3 separate regions of the Homo sapiens genome follow, and all the other regions are linked to region 3. A link is a contact called in ENCODE Hi-C data. All regions are on one chromosome and are shown on one strand. The core of a region is the stretch at or near the end of the contact, and the rest is flanking DNA. Distances in the headings are between cores, read along the strand shown. Region 1 overlaps SHISA6 (shisa family member 6). Region 2 overlaps ARHGAP44 (Rho GTPase activating protein 44). Region 3 holds the start of ZNF18 (zinc finger protein 18).

What was found. A loop is a pair of places that touch in the nucleus more often than their neighbours do. Pooled maps may share reads with other maps.
Region 1: a loop to region 3 is called in a map of chondrocyte, with 2.7 times the contacts of the local background. The contact joins the enhancer-like site here to the promoter of ZNF18 in region 3. A Hi-C loop is called at or near these places in 1 of 168 maps with a recorded cell type or tissue (chondrocyte).
Region 2: a loop to region 3 is called in a pooled map, with 6 times the contacts of the local background. The contact joins the enhancer-like site here to the promoter of ZNF18 in region 3. A Hi-C loop is called at or near these places in 3 of 37 single-sample maps with no recorded cell type and 4 of 50 pooled maps.

The regions. Positions count from the first base shown.
Region 1 is chr17:11,329,688-11,332,387 of GRCh38, reverse strand. All of the region lies in intron 2 of SHISA6 (shisa family member 6), which reads right to left. Among named protein-coding and RNA genes, the nearest start is that of SHISA6, 90 kb to the right of the region's middle. Within about 2 kb of position 1,272, at least 3 of the 41 ENCODE cell types and tissues checked have a DNase peak (open chromatin) inside an H3K27ac peak, as active enhancers do.
Region 2 is chr17:12,814,705-12,817,667 of GRCh38, reverse strand. The region is part of intron 1 of ARHGAP44 (Rho GTPase activating protein 44); the gene reads right to left. Among named protein-coding and RNA genes, the nearest start is that of ARHGAP44-AS1, 26 kb to the right of the region's middle. RefSeq lists an enhancer at 1,770-1,859. Within about 2 kb of position 1,652, at least 2 of the 41 ENCODE cell types and tissues checked have a DNase peak (open chromatin) inside an H3K27ac peak, as active enhancers do.
Region 3 is chr17:11,996,188-11,998,887 of GRCh38, reverse strand. ZNF18 (zinc finger protein 18) reads left to right here and starts at 1,413. Exons shown (of 7, transcript NM_001303281.2): 1 at 1,413-1,457. RefSeq lists enhancers at 845-924, 995-1,234, 349-1,332 and a silencer at 1,265-1,714.

The DNA.
Region 1 (2,700 bases), core at 23-2,522, 670 kb after region 3:
CATAAGGACGGACAGAAAGCAAGTTGTCCCCAGTCTATGGTACGCAGGGTAGCAGAGAGCTGCTATAAAACCAGAAAAAGCCCACGGATGACTCACCCAGCTGAGGAAGGTAAACACATTATTGTCTTTCCATTTTTTTTTTTTCCCCAACGCTGGCGCTTCTGTCTCTTTGCGCCAATGAGACGGGTAACATTTTAATTAGGACGCTCACTTGTCTTCACTTTTCAAGAGAGGTGGGGGAGGATGGTGGTGCTTGGATAATTGAATCCATAACTCCTGTGGTTATAAGTGTGCACAACTAATCAAGGAGAGTGTGTGTGCTTTAGAGAGAGAGGGGGAGTCCGAGGGGGAGGGAGGGAGGGAGACAGAGTAAGATGGATGAGAACTGAAGGATACAGAGAAGAGAGGAAGTGATTCCGCTCCACCGGCAGTGTGAGCATCTGTGAATGGAAGGTACACAGAGCCACAGAGTGAGGAGAGCAGCCACTGAAGGCTCCTGTTTGTGTGCAGAGCTGGGAGGGTCAGAGGGAGGAGACCCAGAGGTGACAGCAAGACTAGAGGTTTGTGTATGAAAGAAGCAGCTGGAAAGAGAGGGAGATGCAAAGGAGGAAGTGACCAAGGGGGCTGTGTGTGTGTGTGTGTGTTTGAGAGAGCCCTGTCCATGTGAGCTGTGGATCAGAGAAAAAGATAGACAAGAAGAGAAGAAATAGGGAAAGCTCGTATGTGAGAGAGAGAGCAAAGGGAGTGTGGAGTTTCATTGTGAGTGCATGCATGGGGTGCTCCAAACCATGCATTTGGTTTAATGCATGCCATCTCGTCTATTTTAGCTGTGCATTGTTTTTATTTTTTTCATTCAAAAAGTCATTAAAAATAAGAATAGAAAACTGAAGGGAGGGAGAAATCACCCACAGACATACCTCTCAAAAACAAAGCAGGCTTTGCATTTTTTTCTCTAGACATAGCTGTAAATCCTATTTAATTGGACTTCAGAATTCAGTGGTGAAATTTACCTGTGAGAACTTACATTAAGCATTTAGCAAACGTTCCCACTGAGAGGAAGCAGGTGAGAAATGCTGTTTGTTGTCTCTTTTGGCCTGTACTTCTCTGAAGAAGAAGCTTTTCCAAAGGAATGTCTTATGTTCAGTTACAGAGTCAAGCCAATAAAGAAGGGTAATGCATTTTGAAATCCCTCCCTTTTAAGCTTCTTCTGGATGCCACTGGGACAGGAAAGCCACGCCTCCACATCCCGTGGAGAGGCCGATCACCCTGGGAGAGTTACTGCGCAGATGTTTCTCCTGCAGGCTCCCAGATGGGGGAATCTGACTCTCACCTCAAGGAATGCAGCCAGTTCTTATAAGCAAAACATCCACTCGCATTTCTAACTTCAGTTATCTTTGGCTGGCTAGAACTTCAAATCTGCTAGTTTCCAAGACTGTATATATCCAAGAATGACTTCATGTTGTCACTATACGTGAGATACTTTGTCTTGGCAAGAGGTTCCTGGCTCACGAGCACTCAGAAAAGTCAGGCGCTTCCCCACTGTCTCTGGTCCTTGATACCAGACCAAAGACGAAGGCCAACCTAATTTTATTCATCTGACTATACAATAATTTTTAAATTACCTTAAACATCTAGATACTTACATTTTTTTCTTTGCTCGTGTATGCTGTTCATTTGGCAAGGTGCTTCACGCATGGATCTTTTTACTTACGTTTTTTCTGTAATGAATAGCACCCTTTTAACTTGGACCCCAGGGAAGCTCAGGGAAGGTGATTTGTCTGCATCTTTGATTAGGACACCTCAAAAATTGTAGATTTTCTTTAGAAACAGGTTTAATTTTAGTCTTTTCCCTGTCTTTCCTATCTATAATCTTCTCTCTCTCTCTCTCTCTCTCTCTCCCTAGCATTACTCTCAGAATTTTAGAAAATAGTCTCAATTTGCCAACCTTATTGCTGACTAGCCTTTGCTTGATGTCAGTTCTACCCTTTCCTTGGCCTGCTATCACCTAGCACAGATGGAACAGATGTGAGCTTTTCATCTACCTGGAAGCCCTAACATTGGTAAATCACATCAGCCTCTTTCCACAAGAATGCTGTTCAGTCCAGGTGGTTCAGATGGATTGTCTCCCCCTCCTCCAGGTCCCTGGTGGCAACCACGTGACCATGGTCTGGTTAATCAGAGTACTCCATCCCACTGAAACCGGTTCAGATACGAGCCAATCCAAGACAGGTCAACCAGAACCCAGGAACATTTGCTAGAAATATAAGGAAAGGCTTTGCTTCCCTCTGGGATACTAAGCTGTAAGGATGATGCAAGTTGGGACTTGCTGGCGGCCATATTCTACTCATATGGAAAGCCTTATTCTACTCACATGGAAAGCCATATTCTGTTCATATGGCCGTATTCTACTCATATGAAAAGCCTTCCCAAGAATGAAATTAAGGCAAATAGAGAGACAGGAGGGAGAGGGAGGGAGGGAGGGAGAGAGAAAGAGAGAAAAGCATCACTGGAGCACCTTGATCCAGGTGCGCTTGAACACATTACACACAATGAGTCAATGCTTCCCTCTTTCACATAACCTATATTAAGTCGATTTTCTTTACCCTACAATGGCTAAAAATTCAGACCAGGACAACTGGTTCTGCTGGACCTTGCTGGGATCTTCTCCTGTCCCCTCCAACTGGTTCTTGCAGATCTTCT
Region 2 (2,963 bases), core at 403-2,902, 820 kb before region 3:
TTAGTAATTTGTGTTTTCACTTACATTTTTCCTTAGTCGGTCTGGCCAGATCAACTTTATCGATCTTTTCAAAACATCAGCTTTTGTTTTCATTTATTCTAATTTTTTTCTGTTTTCTATTTCAGTGATTTCTACTCATCTCTTTATTACTTCTTTCATTCTGCCTGATTTGGGGTTTATTTTGTTCCTCCTTTTCTATTTTCTTAAGGTAGAACCTTATATTACTGATTTGAGACCATTCTTCTTTTACTTCTTAATTTTTGTGGGTATATAGTAGGTATATATACTTATGTGCTACATGAGGTTTATTGACACAGGCGTGCAATGCATAATAATCACAGGGTAAATGGGGTATCCATTCCTCTTTTCTAATTAAGCATTTAATGCTATTACATTCCCTCCAATCATTAGATGCACCCCACAAATTTTGATATGTTGTGTTTTCATTTTCATTCAGTTCTAAATACTTTTTAATTTCCCATGAAATTTCCTCTTTTCACCTATGGATTATTTACTTAACTATATTACCAGACATTTGGGGTTTCCTAGTTATCTTTCTGTTACAGATTTCTAGTTGAACTCCATTATGGTCAGAGAACATACTCTGTATGGTTTCACATTTTAAAATCAGTTAAAAATTTACTTTATGGATGAGGATATAGTCAACCTTGGTGAATGTTTCACGAGCACTAGAAAAGAATATGTATCCTCTGTATATCTTATTGTTGAGTGAAGTATTCTATAAATGCCAATTAGATCCAGTTGGTTTACAGTGTTGTTCAGTTCTTCTATGTCCTTGCTAATTTTCTGTGAACTAATTCTATCAATAACTAAGACAGGAGTGTCAAAGTCCTCACCTATAACTGTGGATTTGTCTACTTGTCCTTTTGGTTCTATCACTTTTTTCTTCATGTATTTTGAGCCTCTATTCTCAGATGCATACACACGTAGAATTATTTTGTCTTTCTGGTAAACTGACTCTTTTATCAGTATGTAATGTCTTCCTTTATCTCTGTAATTTTCCTTGAAGTCCACTGTATCTGATATATTAATAAATACACCCCACCTTTCTTTTGAATTGAGCAAGCTTGCTAAACTCTTAATAATTCTAATTATTCATTTGCAGTAATTTTTTAGTTTACATAAACAATCATATCTGAAAATAATGACAGCTTAAAGCTCCTTTCCAATTTTCATCCTTTTTATCATATTTAAGATTTATGACTTTCCCTACCCTAATATAATTCCTCATCATATTCCACTCAAATTAATTTAAGTGTCCACTGATTTTGTCCTAAAAGCTTGTGTGGCAGTTTTAGCAGGGGTGTGTATGGTTAGTTTTATACCTTCTCAACTGGAGAAGGTCACCTTCTTTGCTCAAGTTTATAGCTTCAAGATGAATAAAAGAAGAGTGCTGAGGAGCAGAGAAAACCATTTCTCACCACCCAAATATGCCTAAAAACCAAGAGGCTCAAACAGATCTGCCTTCTACTTGACATTTTCTTTGTTGGCTTCCTTCATGGCAGGCTCCCCTTTTTCAATCCACCCTGCATACTGCAACTAAGGTACTGTTCCAAATCAACCATGCCTATAATCTCACTTCCCCTTTCAACTGCGTTCAGTAACTCCCACTGCCTCACAGACCATATCTCAACTACTGTGCTCAGCTTCCACAGCCCCACTAAAAGCCCAGTCTCCCCAGCATTTGACCTTCCACCAACCTCCACAATACCCACTTCCTTCTAAATAGTTCCATCTGTCCAGTGACTGTGAAACACAACATCTATTCCCAACTCTCTGTACTTGGTTCTCTTCCTACAGACTGCCTGCTCATCTCCTTATTTAACTCTGAACTATTCTTAACGGCTCACTTTCAAGTTCCACCTCCCCCATGAAGCTTCTCAAGCAATAAAAGGAGAGGAAAGAGAGTTTTCAATTCTTGTCATGTTGTTGGTATCTGACCTATGTACATACCACCCAACGGCCAATTTGGGACCTGGGCAGTTCCTGGATTCCACTAGGTTCTAGTCTGCCACTTACTTGCTTTGATTTGGAGCCAATTTCTTATCTTCTCCTGACTGGTATACTCTCCTGTAAAATGGAGTCATGGGGGCTCTAATTTCATAATAGTTTAAAAATCTATCATTTTCCTCAGGGATCATAACATTCTCCCACTCAAAATCCTTTCTGATCTTTTAGTCTTTACCTCTTTGTTATGTGCTATATTCTATTATTCACGCTTCCAGCCTTTTCTACCCCACCAAGGCTATTTCTGTATTTCTCCTAGTATTGAACACAATACACTTTTATTGGCTATGTGGGGAAACTGCTTATTTCCCTCACAGAATAAGTGCGAGGCGGAATGTTTGCAAGGAAATACAGTAGACAGCCGTGTATGAGATTGTACATTCTAAATGCCTACAGGATAACCTTTAGGGGAACCCTGCTTCTCCTCCCTCTTCTATTTTGTTCTACAAAATCCCAGGAGACTCTGGAGAATCAGGAAAGCCAGGACAAGAATCTTTTAAAAAAAAAAAATCAAAAGAACAACCTGCAGCAGAGTCCTTTTGTCCTCACTTCTCTAAAGCCAGGAGAGAGGAGAAGTAAAAGCAGGTGGTGGGGGAGGTTCAAGGAAAATCAAACCAGGGTTTCTAATGCCCTGGGTAGGGGTGGGAGAAGGTGAGGAGAGTCGGGAAGAAAACTGAACAGTTTCCTCACAACAATCTGACCCTATCAGTCAACCATGATTCAGCAATATTTACCACTTTAAGATGTGTGAAAAGTAAAGGAGGGTTTTTGCTTTTTTGGGGGTTTTTTGGGGTTTTTTTCAGAAAGATAAATCAAAAGTAAAAATAAGGAGGGAGCAGGAGATAAGAAGGAAGAGAGGAAAACAAGAGGAGTACACCCAGTGGAGGAGTGTGCCAGGTAGACGTGAAAAATTAAAACCACTAACAGCATTTGCT
Region 3 (2,700 bases), core at 164-2,663:
CCTGGCCAACATGGTGAAACCCCGTCTCCACCAAAAATACAAAAAAAAAAAAAAAAAAAAAAAAAGACTAGAAACTTCCACCTATGTCAGGCTGAAACAGTAGTTTCACACATAGGATCTTGTTCAGACCCTGGGACTTAAGAGAACATGTCGAATCCCTTTTCCGCTGGTCACTTTTCAGGTACATGAAGATGTAATCCCATCCCCGCATCAAGCTTTATTTCTCCAGAGGAGGATCTTTAATTCTTGTAAACATGGGACAGGTACAGGACATGTTATGATAATGACAGGTACAGGACATGTTATGATAATGACAGGTACAGGACATGTTATGATAATGACAGGTACAGGACATGTTATGATAATGACAGGTACAGGACATGTTATGATAATGACAGGTACAGGACATGTTATGATAATGACAGCTCTTCTTTAAATTTTTATTTTTTATTTATTTTATTTCCATAGGTTATTGGGGAACATGGCAGCTTTTTTTGAATACCCTCCTCTTTGCCAGTTGCCCAAGGTGGAACACCCAAACTTTGACATGATACTTCCATTAATGCAACTTAGTATCACAAGTTGATGTCGTGGCCCAGCACAGGATGGCCTGGAAACCGGCAACACTGGACGCTGGGGAAAGGGTAAGAAGGTCTTGACCATTACAAATGGTGTGGAACTGAGCCGAGGGAGGGATAGTGAGAAGGGAGAGAGGGTGAGGTGTCTGAGAGACAATGAGGTCAAATCAGAGGATTCAGCCATTGTTGGCGTGTGGGAAAGGGAAGGAGAAGGGAAGAGTCAGGGATGACATTTGTTGAGAGAGAGAGAGAGAAGAGAGAGAGACGCAGGTGGAAAGAGGATGGCACCACATTGGACTAGCCCCAACGGAATGGGGAGAAGTGGGAGAGGACCCAGGGGATGCAGAGCTGATGAGAGTGGGAGAACCAAGACAGAGGAAGAAGGTTGGGGCAAATCAAGTGTCTCAGGGAGGCCCAGTGAGGCAAGAACGGAAAGGAGAAAGGCGGCGGTTAAGAATCAGGGATAATGGCAGAGCGTTGCAGCTCTGCGGGTGGGACTGGGCGGAAGGGTTTGGGAGAGACAAAGAAATGATCTTTGAAGGCCTCGCAGTGCTTGGCCGAGTGCCTGGCACAGAATAGGTGCGCAATAAATGACGGGTGAGAAGTGAAGGAACTCAGGAACAGTGATTAGTGAGTGAGTGACGGAAGGAACGGAGGATGGCGTTGGCTCGGGAACCTCGCTGCCATGTCGGTGGAGGCTCCTGGGCTGCAACGCCAGAGAGAGGCGGGGCGTCCCCGACGGCCAATAGGAGCTTCGGTATCAGCTCCGCCCCCGCCCCCTAGCTCCGCCCGGTGCCGCACGTCGTTCGCCTGCCGCCTGAGGCGCGCGCAGCCACCCAGCTCCCGGAAGTGCGCCCGGAGCCGGCGCCGCGGGCCGAGGTGAGCGCGCTTGCGGGGCGGTCCCGGCCTCCGGCCGCTCGGGGTCAGGCCTTGCGCTATCTGCGTCCGCACCTGACTCAGCTGGGCACCCCGGAGCTACGGAGGGGCCAGCGGGCTCCCTTGCCCATGCGTCTGGGAGCGCGCGGGGGACGTGGCGAGTGCGGGGCCGGGGCAGCCATGGCTGGGAGTGGACCGTGGGTGCGGGGGGATGTGTGAACCCCGTCCCGGCTCTGCATTCCTGCGCCTCTGCGCCCCGCGGGACCGGCCGGGTCTCTGCACTGGGACCGAAAACGGGCTCCTCCCCGCTGTCTTCCCCTAAGGGCTGAAAATGAGTCTCTGGAAGAGGAAACCCGATGGGATGATGCCTGGAGTCTCTCCCTCTCTCATCAGAGTGCAGTCGGCATTTGGGGGGCGCATGGTGGAGAATACATATCCAATGAGCAGCGCTGCCCTGGCCTCGAGCACTAAATGCCAGTTCCCCTAGCTGCTTGTGACAACCAGAAAACGCCCCAACAAATCACCAGACGTTGGCAGTTCTCCCCAAAGCAAAGGCTTTAGAGCTTCCTGGGTTAATCTGGCTGCCACTTGTGAGCCTCGGAGGTTCCTGATCTGTACACCAGGGTAATTGTGGGAATTGGAAATACATGAACCGAGCTTAATAATGAGCCGATACGTAGTAGGTGCTTAACAAATGGTTACTTATATATGTAACCATGTATGTAACCACTTGTGTATATTACACCTAGAATGCACTTTTAAAAATTCATTCTATTTGTTAAAGGTTTAATAACAGGTATAACAGACAACCTTATTTTTTTTTCATAACTAATGGGGGCAGTTCCTCATGAGGTTATCGGAATATAAACTCTATTAAATTTTTAATACTATATAAAGTAATTTAATTTTGAATAATCGAGACATTTTTCTTACACACTACCTGGGAGTATAATATTACTAACAAAAGATTTAAGTATTTTATAAAATCTGTAGTTTTTCCAAAATGTCATTTCTCTTAAATATTATCTAAACTGCTATCTTAATTTAGGAAACAGATAAATTGCAGTAAGTTTACAGGTCGGTATCTTGCTATCTAAAATCTTGCCGCTTGTTATTTGAAACTCTTGAGCCAAATAGGTTGGATTTACAAAGCAAGGTATTTTTAAAAATATATTTATTCGTTTTTTAAGATGTTATTTGAAACTGTAGGTTTACCTCTGAGCTAAAGCTGCTTTTCAGGTGGTTT